Regions from separate parts of the Homo sapiens genome. Here all the other regions are linked to region 1. The links are chromatin contacts, found by Hi-C or POLR2A ChIA-PET in ENCODE. All regions are on one chromosome and are shown on one strand. The core of a region is the stretch at or near the end of the contact, and the rest is flanking DNA. Distances in the headings are between cores, read along the strand shown.

Region 1 (2,731 bases), core at 1-2,500:
CAACCCTGTCAACACCTGGATCTCAGACTTCCAGCCTCCAGAATCATGAGGAAGTATACTTCTGTTGCTTAAGGCACCCGGTCTGTGGATCTAGGTAATGGCAGCCCTATCAAACTAATACCACACCTATGTCTAGCTCGGTTCAAAGGATTTTGCATGGGTTGCTCATTTGAGCCTAACCACAACCCTGGTACCATACTCATTTCTCAGATGCAGGAGCTGAGTGCCAGGAAGTGGTGATAAGGGGGCTGGGGAAAGGAAGAAAGTCTAAATCTTGGGGTTCTGGACCTTGTGAGGTTAGGGAAAGGAGCTTTGGTTGCCCGATCTGCCAGGCCCTTCTACATCTGAGCTCTGTGGGGAATCAGGCCTATGGGGAACTGGGGTGCTCAAACCACACCCCTAAGCCGGCCCATGCTATAGCCCTCCATGCCCCCAGTACAGCAGTGCCCCTGTGTCTCTATTTGGAACCCTGGGATCTGAGTCGCTGCCTGGCACTACCCAAAGGGACTCATCTCTATGGTGCAGTTCCAGATACTGAGGCCAACAGGGGTGAGGAAGAGAAGTAAGACAGCCCTAGGCAGGACACATTTCCCCCGTGTGCCTCAAAGGATTTAATCATCATGCACTGACTCTCACGCCTGCCTGGAGAGTCAGATTCTCTAATATGAGATTGTGTGGAGCCCACTGGTTCTTCAACTACCATTCTCAGTCAAGTTGATAGTATGGCTAATATTTATTGAGGTCCTACTATGTGCCAGGCCCTGTCCTAAGTGCATTCCATAGAGTTTCTCATTTAATTTTCTTGGCATCCCTGTGAGATGGTCTTCAATGTTATCACTATTTTACAGATGAGGAAACCGAGGCTTAGAGAGTTCAAGTGTGGAGTTGGGATCCTGTCTGACTCCTATGCTGGCTGTCTATTTCTTTTTTTTTTTTTTTTTTGAGATGGAGTCTCATTCTGTTGCCCAGGCTGGAGTACAGTGGTGCAATCTCGGCTCACTGCAATGCCTGATATGCTGGCTGTCTTAACCATTAACTGGCACTGACTGTATACCTTGCCCTGTGCTGCCTTTGGCTATAGTTGGCTGGACATGTTCCCCAATCCCCTTGTGCTGGGCAGAGAATCAGGAAGGAAGCTGGGGTGTAAGAACGGAAACTGCCAACCAGTACCACAAAGATCTGAACTCTTATTCACGTGGTCTGTAACCTCCTGCCCGCTCTCCCTCCCCCACCCGTGGTCTCTGCCTGGGAGCTGAGATTGTCCCCTTCTGTTTAACTTGGTGTTTGACCCCGGCCACCTGCTGTTCATTTCATTCAGTTTCACCGGGACACCCAGACCAGGGCACGGGAGGTGGCCCTGTTACCAGTTCTTTGTCATCTGTAGCTGGTTGTGAAATGCCCTGGCTGATCCACACCAGAAGAAGGAGAGAAAATTTCCCTGGGGCTGGAATTGCTGGGGCCCTTCCTAGAGGAACAAGCACAGCCCAGAGACAAATCTGAAGCCACTGCCTGTACACGTGGGTTGGGAACTGCCTGTCCAGGACACCTCCTGCAGAAGACTGGCCCAAGGCCTTGTCCTTTCCTTGGCAGGGACAGTGCGGGGACGAGAGAGTCCCAGGGGGGTCATGTGAGCTCTGTTTCCGGAGTCTATCTGGGAACCTTTTCCTTCCCTGCTGGTCCACATTCCCGGAGCTCTGCGAGTCAGCATCGAGGTGAAGGTGGGCCAGCGCAGGCCCTTCCCTGTGGCCTCTGAGTCTGGGGGGGTTGCCATCCTCTGGGTCTGATGTACCCTCCTTATGTGCAGGGTGGGGGGTGCAGAAGTAGAGTAAGTGGGCCAGGCGCGGTGGCTCACGCCTGTAATCCCAGCACTTTGGGAGGCCGAGGAGGGTGGATCACGAGGTCACAAGATCGAGACCAGTCTGACCAACATGGTGAAACCCTGTCTCTGCTAAAAATACAAAAAAATTAGCTGGGCACAGTGGCACGTGCCTGTAATCGCAGCTACTCGGGTGGCTGAGGCAGGAGAATTGCTTGAACCTGGGAAGCGGAGGTTGCAGTGAGCTGAGATCACGCCACTGCACTCCAGCCTGGTGACGGAGCAAGACTCCGTCTCAAAAAAAAAAGAAGTAGAGTAATTGTGCCCAGGAGCCCAATCCATGTCTGTTAGGAGCCTGCTTCCTGCCACCGGTCCCTGGGTGGCACACTGGAAGGTGCTTGGCATAGAACGAGGGCAGTGGTGTGTCAGCAGGCCGGGCACAGAGGCAGATGGACTGGGGGCCTTGTTGAGAAGCCAGAGGCCATGTCGAGGCTGCACAAGGCCGTGACTGCCTGCTTGAGTCTGGGGAAGCTGCAGGGCTCCTGTTCCAGGTGCCCACCAGCCACTGCGCCAGGGGAAATGCCTCTGAGAGCACATCAGGGGCTTCTCAAGCTGCAGCCACAGGGGCTGGGCTTGGCACAGAGTGACGGAGGAGGGGGCTGTTCCTGCAGGTTTTGGTAAGGCGCTGCCTCCTAACCACAGCTGATCCTATGTATGGGCTGATGTCTAGGCTCTTCTTTAGAAAAATTAGCATAACTGTCTTCCCTTCCACCCCTCCGCACCCCACGACCTGCAATCCCTCTGAGCCCTTATCTTCACTTATCAGACACCCAACACTCTTCTTCTCATTTTCTGAATGACTCCACAGTTCTAGAAATTAAAGCCTGCTGTATTCTGAGAAGGTGCTTTCTGTTT
Region 2 (2,731 bases), core at 119-2,618, 230 kb before region 1:
AGCAAGGCAGTACCTGGTGGTAGCAGTTGTGCTGAGGATTCTGGGTGTTACCAGTGAAGCGGGTAAGATCTCGTGGGGCTGGGATGATGGAGAAAGGCTTTCTGGGAAGCTGGAGTCCACTCAAGTCTTGATTGGATGAGACAGAATCATCTCTGGCAGAGAAGGAAGGCAGCGACCTTACTGGTGCACGAGGTCCCTGGTGTCCACGTATCAGTCCCCAGGGAAAATTCGGATTGGTCACATGTCATCTCCTGAGCCAAGTTCTGTGGCCAGAGAAATAAGGCGCCGACTGGCCAGTCAGGATCACACGCCCATCTCAGAGGCATGTTGGGTGCTGACTGTGGTACTAAGAGGATCCCGTGAAGTGGAAGTGGAGCTCTGGAAGGAACTCAGCATGGCTTGGTTTGGGTTTCTTGGAAAGCAGAGCGGGAAACAAAGGCTCCTGTGCCCCTCCTTTGGTAGGGAGGTGACCCCAGGGAGCAGGTGTGAGAGAAAGGGGAGTGTAGCTGGGAAGGAAGTGGTGCCAACTCCAGGGTGTGTTATGGAGCTGGCCGAGGCTTGGTAACAAACATAACTGCTTGCTCGACCCCAAGGGCCATCCTCCGGGAAGCTGCACAAATGTTTCTCGGCACAATCCTTTTGGGAGAAAAGGAGAATAATTTGTGCACAGGCTCCCAGCTCGCGTTGGGTCGCCTGAAGGGTATTAATTGCCTCTACTTGCTGGTCGTGGATGGATGGATGCAGTGTCTCCCATCCTAGTATCCAGGCAAGCCTAAGGGGTGCATAGCTGGGACCTGAGGCAGGGGCTGCTGGGTGTGCCTGGGTGAAGCCTGTCTGAGTCCATGCAGAGTTGGTGGTCTCAGCTGTGGCTGGGGCCAGTGGCCAATGGCCCACAGATAAGTGAGAGGGTCCAAAGTAGCACATAAGAAGTGTCTCACAGAAAAGGAACTTGAGAGCATGGGGTCAGATAAAACTGAGTCACCACTGTCCTCCTCAAGAACACCTGGTGTCCACACCTCTAACCAGGGCTTCCTGGTGTTTGCACAAAGAGATTATCAGGTGGCCAGGAACGATCAGACTGGAGCAGTCATTGGGTGGAGGGAAGGTCAGCTGTCCTACTGAGATCCAAGGACAGTCCTTAGCCCCTGCTAAAAGGAAGAGGTGGAATTAGTTAGTCCCCTCTGTGGAATCCAGAAAACTCCTCTAAAAGTTGCTCAGCAAATATTTAATGAAGCTGAACAGAAGTCATAAACCCCAGTTCCCTTGTTTTCTTGCCTGTAGTGGAGTTTCTGACACAGCCAAGGGTGTGGATGTGGGTGGAGCTCCAAGGTCAATCAGCGTGGTTTGAAATTTTGCCAAAGGACCTGGAGAGGGTGGCAAGCTGCTGGGTGGCAGAACATCACGGAGGAACCATGTCCACCCAGCCCCAGCCCCCAGCCAGAGAGGGACGAGGAATGTGGCCTCAAGCCTACACCGTGCAGGAGTCTGTCCAGCTTACCGTGTCCTTGTCAAGCCCCAGTCCTCCTCTCTCTGCAGGAGCCAGAAGGTCATAAATCCAAGGAGCCCAGTCCCATTTCTTGGCCTTCAGGGCTGGGGAGGGAGAGGGTGACCCTTGGTGGCTGTTTATGGGGCCGGTCATCATCTACCTGAACGGGAATAGTCAATTCTTCTGCAGTCTGACGGGAACATTGCCAAGGTCAAAAAACCTGTGAAGACATTGGCCTTGGTGGCACAGTATGACATTTATTTATTTATTTACTTATTTATTTCTTTATTTTGAGATGGAGTCTCCCTCTGTCACCCAGGCTGGAGTGCAGTGGCTCTATCTCGGCTCACTGCAACCTCTGCCTCCCAGGTTCAAGCAATTCACTGCCTCAGCCTCCCGAGTAGCTGGGATTACAGGCGCCTGTCCCACACCCAGCTAATTTTTTGTATTTTTAGTAGAGACGGGGTTTCACCATCTTGGCCAGGCTGATCTTGAACTCCTGACCTTGTGATCCACCCATCTTGGACTCCCAAAGTTCTGGGATTACAGGTGTGAGCCACCACGCCCGGCCTAGTATGACATTTAATATGAATTAAACACATAAGTCCCCTTGTTTGCTTGGTTGGTCTGGGTATACCTGTCCCCACAGTGCCCTGGAACTCCCCCATCCTAACACTTAGCGCACTGTCCAATAACTTCCAGTTTCTTCTTCTACCCGACTAGACCATCAGCCTTGCGAGAGTAGGGTTCGTTTCTTGTTCGCCTTTCCATGCCCAGCACACAGCCCAGGGCCCACCACCCTGCCCAAGGCCCACCACCCTGCAGGCTCCGCAGCAATGCTCCAAAAGCCCGTTTTATGTCTTGGTCTAGACATCAGGTCTACCCAGACAAAGAGGCAGAAGAGTGTGGCCCATCTTGGGGATAGCAGGTCTGTGAGCTCCTAGAGGACAGGGGCAGCATGCTGCTCCTCTCTGTCCCCAGTCCCCAACAGGGCCCGGAACATAACGGGGCTCAAGAATATGTGTTGAATGCATGACTGACTCACTTCTCCTTACTCACTTCTGTTTTGGTTCCGTCCCAGGCTGCAGCCTGGGTGAGCTGAACAATGTCATGCACAAAAGAAATTCTCTTAACAGTTTGGAAAACTGTGACACCACCTTCTGTGCAGAAACGGAAGTGGAAGTGGTGGGGGGTGTCTTCACGGCTCCCAGCCTCGGGGCACGTGGTGTGGGGTGTTTGCACCTG
Region 3 (2,731 bases), core at 70-2,569, 220 kb after region 1:
TTATTGCATTTGAAATCTCCACCTTATTTCTTTTGAAGTGCTTGAATACAATGTCATAGAGCAGCCTGTCATCTACACCCTGGTCTTCCGTGAACATCCTAGGGAAAAAGGACACCATGTGAAAATGGTCATCAAGATTCTGAGATGTTTGTGGAGGCTGTAAGAGTTTACATATAAAGGACAAGCTACAAAGAATGAACATATATAAATTAGGTGGTCCTCAGTAGAGGCCAGAATAAATGCAATTGAAGCAACAAAAAAGATGTAATAGAAGAAATGGAGGTTGTGAAAAACTAATATAGAGGACTGAAAAAGTTCTGTCTAAACTGAACAAAGCCATTGTAAAGATACCTTCACCTAACCATATATGGAATATTTTTTGAAATAAAAATTAAATTCCTACAGAATCTAGGTGGAATAAACAGGTCATCCACAGAGAAATGAAAAACAATGGAATAAAAATAAAATCTAACCTTGAATATGCATCTTAATCAACTGAGAGAAAACAAATCTGAGAAAGATGAAAATAACATGTCCTTCTCTAATCTGTAGCTGTTAAGAAAGAAATATAATCCTACATCATTAATTCACAAATAATACAATGCAGTTTAATAATAATAATGAGACCACATTATTGAGAATTTCATGAGAATATGAATGATATCTCCTAGAATGCCTGATTCTACTTTGTATTAATATCAATCTCTCTGTATTATTGCTATATATGGTGAATCATTTTAGGCATCTGAATTTCAGAAATTGTTGCCGTTTCCTATGAAAGTAATTTTAAAGTTGAATCTCTAATTCTGGTTCTTAGTTGATTACTTTATTGCTCTGATAATGTTTTAGTCAACATCTCAGTATTTCTTAATATTATGAAAATTTATGAGCCCTTCCTTCCCAACTAGAAGAGAATTATTGGCACTGTCCAGTATCTAACATGAGGCAGGAAACAATAATGTTACATTATTGTTTTGAATTTCTGTAAAAAAAGTTTCTGGTTAAAGATCACTAAAATGATAACAAAGGAATTAGATTCACAATGACAAAGAGAATGGCAGAGGACAATGAGCAGATAAGAGATTTCAAGTAAAATCTTGAAGGTGAAAAGTGGTCAGAAAAGTGCTAGTTGCAATAGCAGATAGGGGATGGATGCTTTCAGAGGTTAGGAATCATGGTGCCCTACAGAATTTGTAAGAAACAATGGAGATTTGAAGGGAGACACAGAGCCAAAAACTGATGTGTTATTTGAGAAATGAACAGAACAGTGTGTGCCCTGCCCGTCAACCCACATCCTGACCATATGCAACCAGGCAGTCTCTCAGGGCAACCACTGCTGTCATTTTTTCCATCGTATCTTAATACTGCCCGCTACTGGATTTTGTATAAATGGGATAAAAGGTATATATGCTTTTGTGTCTGCCTTCTTTTGCTTATCATTCATGTTGATGTGTTGAACAGTAGTTTGTTCATTTTTGTTGTTGAGTGGCATTCCATTGTGTGAATATACCACAATCTGCTTATTCAGTTTTCTGTTCATGGTCATTGGAGTTGATTCCACTTTGAGACTAGTATAAATAAAATTGCTGCTCTTGTACAAGTCTTTTTGTGGCAAGATGTTTTCACTTATCTTGCATAAATATGTAGCAGTGGAATTGCTTGGTCATTGTGTAAGAGTACATTTAACCATTTAAGAACCTGCCAAACTGTTTTTCAAAGACTATCAGAGATAGCCTTTCTAGTTTTAGCCATTCCAGTGTGTGTGATGTGATATGTCATTTTCGTTTTAATTTGTATTTCTTTAATGATAAAATGATGTCAAGCACATTTTCATGTGTTAATTGGCAATTTATTTTTTGTAAAGTGTCTGTTCAAGTCTTTGGCCCATTTATATTATTCAATTTTACTTATTGATGGGTAGGCATTTTTTAAATATATTATGGATAGAAGTGTTTTGTCTGATTTATGTATGGTGAATATTTTCACCCAGTCTGTAGCTTCTCTTTCATTTTCTTAATCATGTCTTTTGATGGGAAGAAATCTGTAATTTTGATGAAATCCAATTTATTTTTTTTTCTTTTATAATTAATGACTTTAGTGTACTATCTAAGAAATATTTGCCTACTCCAAGGTCATGAAAATATTCAAAAAACAATTTACAATATTAGCATGGGTTTATATATGTACTTTCTATGCTATACCATTGATCTATTTGTCTACCCTTATGCTGGTAAGATTTTGCCTTAAATATCATGGCTTAACAAAAGTCTTGAAGTCAATTAGAAAAGATTGGCTTGGATTTTCTAGATTCTTTGCTTTTATACATTATCTTTTCAAATCAGTTTGTCAATTTCTTCAAGAAAAAACTTTAGGACTTTTTTTTGGATTTGAATTGAAGCTACAGATAAATTTGGGGGAGATGACAACAACATTGAGCTTCCAATCTGTTAACATTGTATATCTCTCCATTTACTTACATGTGTTTAATTTTACCCAGCACTGCTTATAGTTTTTAGAAGTCATGTACATCTTTCATTAAATTTATTCCTCTCCAAAAACCTATTGAAATAAAAAATTTAATTTAATTAAATTTAAAAAATAATAAATTTATTCCTAGTTATTTTATTGTTTTGGTGTTACTTTAAATGATAATGCTTTTCAAATTCCTTATTACTATTATATGAAAATATAATTGGTTTGAAACATATTAACCATGAATTTATGGCATTGC
Region 4 (2,731 bases), core at 73-2,572, 200 kb before region 1:
AGACTTTCTCAGTCCTGCCTCAATGCGGGGTGGGGAGGCGGGGAGGACATGGGCTTGGTAAGCCACAAGACCGCTGGGGGCGGCGCCCACGTAGACACCTTTGCCAGGCACAATAAAACCTGGCTGGGCCAGCTCTCCCTCCCTCCCTGTCCCTGCCCGCCACGCGTTCTGCCCCCTGCGGGCCCTTCCCGGACACAAGGCACGCAGCTCAGACAGTTTTCCACGGCGGAAATGCCTTCTCTCCCCCCCGGCCAGAGGGAAAGTGGAGGAAGCCGGGGTAGGGGAGGGGGATGACAGGGGTGGGGGAACGCGCACAGAGCCCGGGGACCCAGGATGCAAGGGCACTGGGGCAGTTGGGAGCCCTCCCCGTGGGGTCGGGGGACAGCCCAGCGAGAGGCTGGGAATGGAGAAAAGAGAGGGGAGCAGGGAGGCCCAGACGGCAGGGCGTGGGGTGGGAAGGGGGCACCCGGCCTCGGACCCCCGACGTCCAGAGGCCGCAGCGCCGTCGGTTCTGGCTGATTTCCATTTCATCACTTTCTGGTCTGTCAATTCCGGTGCAGGCCAGCAGCACATCCTCTGTCCCTCGCAGCCCCCAATTTCGGAGGAAATCAACGGCCCCACCCTCTTCGTTGGTACCAGACCCCCCCACCCCCAATTCCCCAGCCAATCAGGTCCCACCGCCCTACTTTGGAAAAACTACGTCTAACCCTCCTCCCATCCCCCACCTGGGGACTCGACTCGCGGCTTTCCCAGTTGATTGGAACCAGACGCGTACCCCCCCACCAACATTCCTCGAACTTCTTCGGACCAGCCCCCTCCCCCTATAAGGCGGCGAGGGGGCCCCCACTTTTGGAAGAGACCTCGAGCACTTCTCCACCTGAAGACCAGAACCAGACGCCTCCCACTCTTCGGACTTCAGCTTTTGGCTGCCGCTTTAGTACGGGACTTAAGCCCCCTCCTCATTCTGGGATAAGCAACCATTCGAGACTTCCCAACCCTGCTCCACCCCGGGCTCTGGGGCCCTGACGCGCCTCGGGCAGTCCCCAGGGCCGACGGGGCGCGCCTGGGTCGTGAGCCTGGGTCCCCCGCCCCACCGCCTGAGCCCCAGACCCTCTCACCCTAGCCGGCGTCAGCAGGATCTCGGTGGCCGAGGCCGGCGCAGGGGCCGACGCCGACGCCTTGTCAGCCTTGTCGCCCTTGATGCCAGCCACGGCGGGCTGGAAGCTAATCTTCACCATGGCTGCGCCGGCCCGCGCGTCCGCCCCGCAGCCTCTGCCGGTGCAGCCTCGGTCTCTGCCTCCGCCGCTCCGAGCTCTGCAGGCACCGGAAGTTTGGATCCCGCTCGCGTCCCTCTCTCTAACCCCACCCCCAGCCCTCCCCGCCCCGTCCCCGCGGGAGGGCCCCGGCGCCCGCCGCGCCTGCGCCCCCTTCCCGCCCGCGGGGCCCGCAGTGACCCCTGCCGGGCGCGCCGCTCCGCACCTGGGGCGGGTCGGAGTTCCTTCTGCCGCTCGCTCGCACAGTCACTCACTCGCTCGCTCACTCACTCACTCACTCACTCGCTCACTCATTCATTCAGCCGTCACGCTCGGATCCGTTCTCCGTAGCATAATCCCTTCGCATTCCCTGTCCAAGGCCAGCATCCCCGCAACGCAAGTCTTTGTTAACCCAGTGTTTGCCAGGCAAATGCAGCTTCCAGACAACTCACCCGTCTCTCCTGCCCCACTTCAGGTCTTCCCCTTTAGAAACGCTGGAGCCTCCGCTCTACCTGTCCCCACGCCCCCCTCCTCCGACCTGTCCTTGGCGCGGGGAGGAGGCTTTGAGACAGGCGCCAAACTGCTGCCTCCGTCTTGCCTTCTGAAGCCATCCACGCCTCCTTCATCCTCCATCTTGCTTCTGCCTTCATTCTTTATTCCTGCAAAACCTTCCTGGGGGGTCCTGGGGTGCACGCTGGAGCCGCCTGGAGTGGAGAAGGGAAGGCCGCCCCTGCTCCCTGGCTCCTTCGTGTTGCTGCGACCTCAGTTATTGGGTGACCTCCTGAACTGCCCTTGTCTCACTCATCCAGGAGGACCCTGGCGAGAGTGGAGGGAAGACCCCCAGGGCGGGTGTCAGAGGCTCGGGTTCCACTCAAGACTCTGCTCCTCCCAAGTATCACGGGTACTGGGGAAGCAGGGGCTTCTGTTGCTGGGATGGCTGCTCTTGGCACTAACGCCCTGAATCTTTCCTCTTTGCTCCTGGTCCAGACTGGGCCAGGGACAGCGCCCAGCAACACACACAGGTTGTGCTGAGTGGTCCGCTTTGGTTCTGCTGTTGGGCTGCCAGTGGAGGGCAGGGGAGTCCGTCCGCTTCTTGAGGACAGTCCGGGGTCCTCCACTGATCTCTCTTCTCACCTTTCAGGTCTTTTGCAGCTGCCTTGGGCCCTTAGCGCCCACGTCCCAGACCCGGACCTCTTGGCTCAGATCTTGGATGAACCTAGCAACCTTGAGGACAGACAGGTGGGGAAAGAAGAAAGTCTAACTGATGCTAAGGCCACCAGCCTGGGGAACTGGGGGGAGGGAATGGGGAGGTGGAAGAAGACAGATGGTTTGGAGGAGACGAGGAGGAATCTGGTTTGGCACAGAGCCAGAGAGGAAGGTGTTATGGACTACCGCTCATCACCTGCTCCAGATCCCATGGGAAACCTGGTGTCTGGAGAAGGCAAGCTCCACGTCTTGCTTAGGCCACACCCCCAACA
Region 5 (2,731 bases), core at 115-2,614, 190 kb after region 1:
AAGAAAATGTGGCACACATATACACCATGAAATACTATGCAGCCATAAAAAGAATGAAATCACACCCTTCGCAGCAACATGGATGGAGCGGAGGCCATTATCCTAAGCAACTTAATGCAAGAACAGAAAACCAAATACTGCATGTTCTTACTTACAAGTGGAAGCTAAACATCGAATACACATAAATGTGAAGATGAGAACAAGAGACACTGGGGACCACTAGATGGGGCAGGGGGAGAGGGTGGCATGGGCTGAAGAACCATCTGTTGGGTACTATGCTTACTGCCTGGGTGATGGGATTTTTGGGACACCAAGCCTCAGCATCACACAATTTACCCATGTAACAAACCTGCAAATGCACCCTTTAATCTATAATAAAAGTTGAAAAAAGAAAATGATGATAATAAACCTTAGCATTAAAAAATAGTTCATTTGTAACATAAAAATTAAGTAAATTCTTATTTGTTCTTACTTCTTTTCCCACTGTGTTTTTCCAAAGTAGAATTGTTTTCAACATCCATGGTATCTAGAAAGTGACAGGTAGTGGTCAGAGAACTGTAATTTATAAGTAAAATTTATAAATCTTATGACAATTCACACTGCATGGAAGGCTTGCGTTTATAACAATATTCTGAGTATAATTTATCTGTCTTCCTTCCAAAGGAAACAGACACTGAATTGATGTCTAAGGTCTTCGTCTAGTTCTCTGAGACTTTGAAACAGCTCTTCATTACTTTTATGCACCAATTTCCTCATTTATGAAACAGGGACAGCAACGGTTATCCTGTTCAGCTTTAAAATTTTTATGAATATTAAATATCTTACTTGCAAGAGTTAATAGGAAATCACTATATAAATCAATAACAGTCCAGAGGATATCTTTCAAAACAATGTATTTTTAGCATAAGAGTAGGTATCTGATTTTTCTTTCCTGACAGGTAGCAGGACTATTTGTCTTTTTAGGCCTTTCCAAAGTTGTGACAAAATGACACTATTACCTGTGAGTGGAAGAACATGTTTTCTTTTTTTTTTTTTCAAGAACAAGGATGGAACTCGCTTTATAAATTCAACACTTTACTATTGATATGCTAATATAGTGAGATACTACTATGTTTACCAGTGTATTTTTTTACCACCTAACCAAGAGAGCCCATTCTGTTAAATATGGCTTTATAATGATCTCTTGCCTCCCTGCAGTTCCCAAAAGGGTCGGGTTAAGCAAATGTAGAGAACAGGATTCTGGCGGCACCAAACCTGTTCTTTGTCACAGTCTGCTCACAGTCAAGTGCAGCAGGAAACCGGGACTATGATTTCAGACTTTTGAAATTCTGAAGCTTGGGGCCTGTGGGCCCACTTCCTGTTGGTGATCCAGAGGCTGTTTCATGCTTTGCTTCAACTCTGATCACTTCCCACATCCCTACCCAGTGTCTGTGATATCCACTGAGCCACTTCCATCCCAAGACCCTAGGGTAGCCTTACCCATCATGTCAGATGCTTGACTACTTTCAGTCCTTGCTTCTTGGCTTCTTGGCACACCTTTTGGAAAACACATGACACAGGAGCACTTCTTATTTTCAGGTTCTTGTGGCTGTGATCCTAAATTGTGATTTGTAAACATTTTTATTTGTGCCCACTCCCCTTCAAAGATTCTCCTTCCCCCCAACATTAGTGACTGCCCACTCCCCACAGCTAAATTAAGGGATGGGCTCTACATCTGAAATCTCTTTTTCTTTTGTGGTTCCTCACTGTATTTTTCCCTTCTGTTCATAAATAACCCTGAGAATTTCATCTTGAAATAAAGGGTCAATTAATAGTTTGTTTCAGTGATGAAGAACACTGGAGGAGCAAAGGCTGGTTTTAGGGAAAAAGATGATGTGCTCAGTTTTGGAGGTGTTAAGTTTGAAGGTCTTGAGTAACATCCAAGTGGTGAAGTCTAAGGCCTTCAGAATCTCCAACAGGAGCCTTCTGACACTTGGATGAATGAGTTTAGAAGACAGGGCTGGCTGGAGATACACATGTAGGAATCATGAGGTTGTGGGTGGTGACTGAAATCACAGGAGTGGATGAAATGCCTGGGTGAGGCCTTTTTTAATCTGGGTGAGTCAGAGGGGCCAGGGGACACCTTATTCTGAAAACTTACTGCTATTGTGAATCATGCCTTGTGCTAAAGTTGCTTTTATCTCATGGTCATTTCAGATCCTACAATTTCTCCATCATTCTCTTCTCTCCCATTTACACTTCCCCCTTCTTGCCTCCATTTTTCTCTCATCTTTTAATTCTTTCTCTACATACTTCTTGTTGTACCTAATTTTTTACACCACTCATCACCCTTTGAATGTATCTCATTCCACCTGTTTTTCTGTTTATATCTTTAGATCTAGTTTTATTATTGAGGTGAACTTCTTTCTACTATCACTTCCTCCTTCTATTCTCTCTTCTAGCTTGTTTCTCTGAATCTTGTCTTGACTTTTTTTTTTTTTTTTTTTTTTTTTGAGACGGAGTCTTGCTCGATCGCCCAGGCTGGAGTGCAGTGGTGCGATCTTGGTTCACTGCAAGACCTGCCTCCAAGGTTCACGCCATTCTCCTGCCTCAGCCTCCTGAGTAGCTGGAGCTACAGCTGCCTGCCACCATGCCTGGCTAATTTTTTTTGTTTTTAGTAGAGATGGGGTTTCACCGTTTTAGCCAGGATGGTCTTGATCTCCTGACCTCGTGATCCGCCCACCTCGGCCTC

Evidence for each region. Hi-C counts contacts between places; a loop is a spot of excess contacts on that map. ChIA-PET counts read pairs that join two places held with the same protein, here RNA polymerase II (POLR2A). Pooled maps may share reads with other maps.
Region 2: a pooled map shows a loop between it and region 1 (2.6-fold over the local background). The contact joins two enhancer-like sites. A Hi-C loop is called at or near these places in 6 of 50 pooled maps. POLR2A ChIA-PET finds 5 or more read pairs at or near these places in 2 of 52 experiments (GM12878 and activated CD4-positive, alpha-beta T cell).
Region 3: a loop to region 1 is called in a map with no recorded cell type, with 3 times the contacts of the local background. The contact joins two enhancer-like sites. A Hi-C loop is called at or near these places in 1 of 168 maps with a recorded cell type or tissue (GM12878), 8 of 37 single-sample maps with no recorded cell type and 9 of 50 pooled maps. POLR2A ChIA-PET finds 5 or more read pairs at or near these places in 1 of 52 experiments (GM12878).
Region 4: a pooled map shows a loop between it and region 1 (2.0-fold over the local background). The contact joins the promoter of ITM2C here to the enhancer-like site in region 1. A Hi-C loop is called at or near these places in 17 of 37 single-sample maps with no recorded cell type and 5 of 50 pooled maps. POLR2A ChIA-PET finds 5 or more read pairs at or near these places in 4 of 52 experiments (PC-9, activated B cell, activated CD4-positive, alpha-beta T cell and 1 more).
Region 5: a loop to region 1 is called in a pooled map, with 7 times the contacts of the local background. The contact joins two enhancer-like sites. A Hi-C loop is called at or near these places in 1 of 37 single-sample maps with no recorded cell type and 8 of 50 pooled maps. POLR2A ChIA-PET finds 5 or more read pairs at or near these places in 4 of 52 experiments (GM10248, GM12878, RWPE1 and 1 more).

What each region holds. Positions count from the first base shown.
Region 1 is chr2:230,659,275-230,662,005 of GRCh38, reverse strand. No RefSeq gene overlaps it. Among named protein-coding and RNA genes, the nearest start is that of LINC01907, 40 kb to the left of the region's middle. RefSeq lists enhancers at 1,376-1,932, 2,567-2,731 and a cis regulatory region at 2,254-2,731. Within about 2 kb of position 1,250, at least 18 of the 41 ENCODE cell types and tissues checked have a DNase peak (open chromatin) inside an H3K27ac peak, as active enhancers do; they include GM12878, where a contact is called at or near this core.
Region 2 is chr2:230,894,373-230,897,103 of GRCh38, reverse strand. It overlaps GCSIR (GPR55 cis regulatory suppressor of immune response RNA), which reads right to left. Exons shown (of 4, transcript NR_038238.1): 2 at 1,499-1,706; 3 at 14-1,145. Among named protein-coding and RNA genes, the nearest start is that of GCSIR, 9.2 kb to the right of the region's middle. Within about 2 kb of position 1,368, at least 5 of the 41 ENCODE cell types and tissues checked have a DNase peak (open chromatin) inside an H3K27ac peak, as active enhancers do.
Region 3 is chr2:230,440,304-230,443,034 of GRCh38, reverse strand. It overlaps SP100 (SP100 nuclear antigen), which reads right to left. Exons shown (of 29, transcript NM_001080391.2): 3 at 1-98. It overlaps LOC101928816 (a long non-coding RNA gene), which reads left to right. Exons shown (of 4, transcript XR_427235.4): 4 at 1-1,600. Among named protein-coding and RNA genes, the nearest start is that of SP100, 25 kb to the right of the region's middle. Within about 2 kb of position 1,319, at least 10 of the 41 ENCODE cell types and tissues checked have a DNase peak (open chromatin) inside an H3K27ac peak, as active enhancers do; they include GM12878, where a contact is called at or near this core.
Region 4 is chr2:230,863,533-230,866,263 of GRCh38, reverse strand. It overlaps ITM2C (integral membrane protein 2C), which reads right to left and starts at 1,322. Exons shown (of 6, transcript NM_030926.6): 1 at 1,119-1,322. The coding sequence starts at 1,238. RefSeq lists silencers at 123-222, 1,013-1,102, 1,203-1,572 and enhancers at 6-662, 663-1,321, 1,980-2,638.
Region 5 is chr2:230,472,189-230,474,919 of GRCh38, reverse strand. SP100 (SP100 nuclear antigen) reads right to left here. Exons shown (of 29, transcript NM_001080391.2): 16 at 1,480-1,596; 17 at 473-526. The region is part of intron 3 of LOC101928816 (a long non-coding RNA gene); the gene reads left to right. Among named protein-coding and RNA genes, the nearest start is that of SP100, 57 kb to the right of the region's middle. Within about 2 kb of position 1,364, at least 7 of the 41 ENCODE cell types and tissues checked have a DNase peak (open chromatin) inside an H3K27ac peak, as active enhancers do; they include GM12878, where a contact is called at or near this core.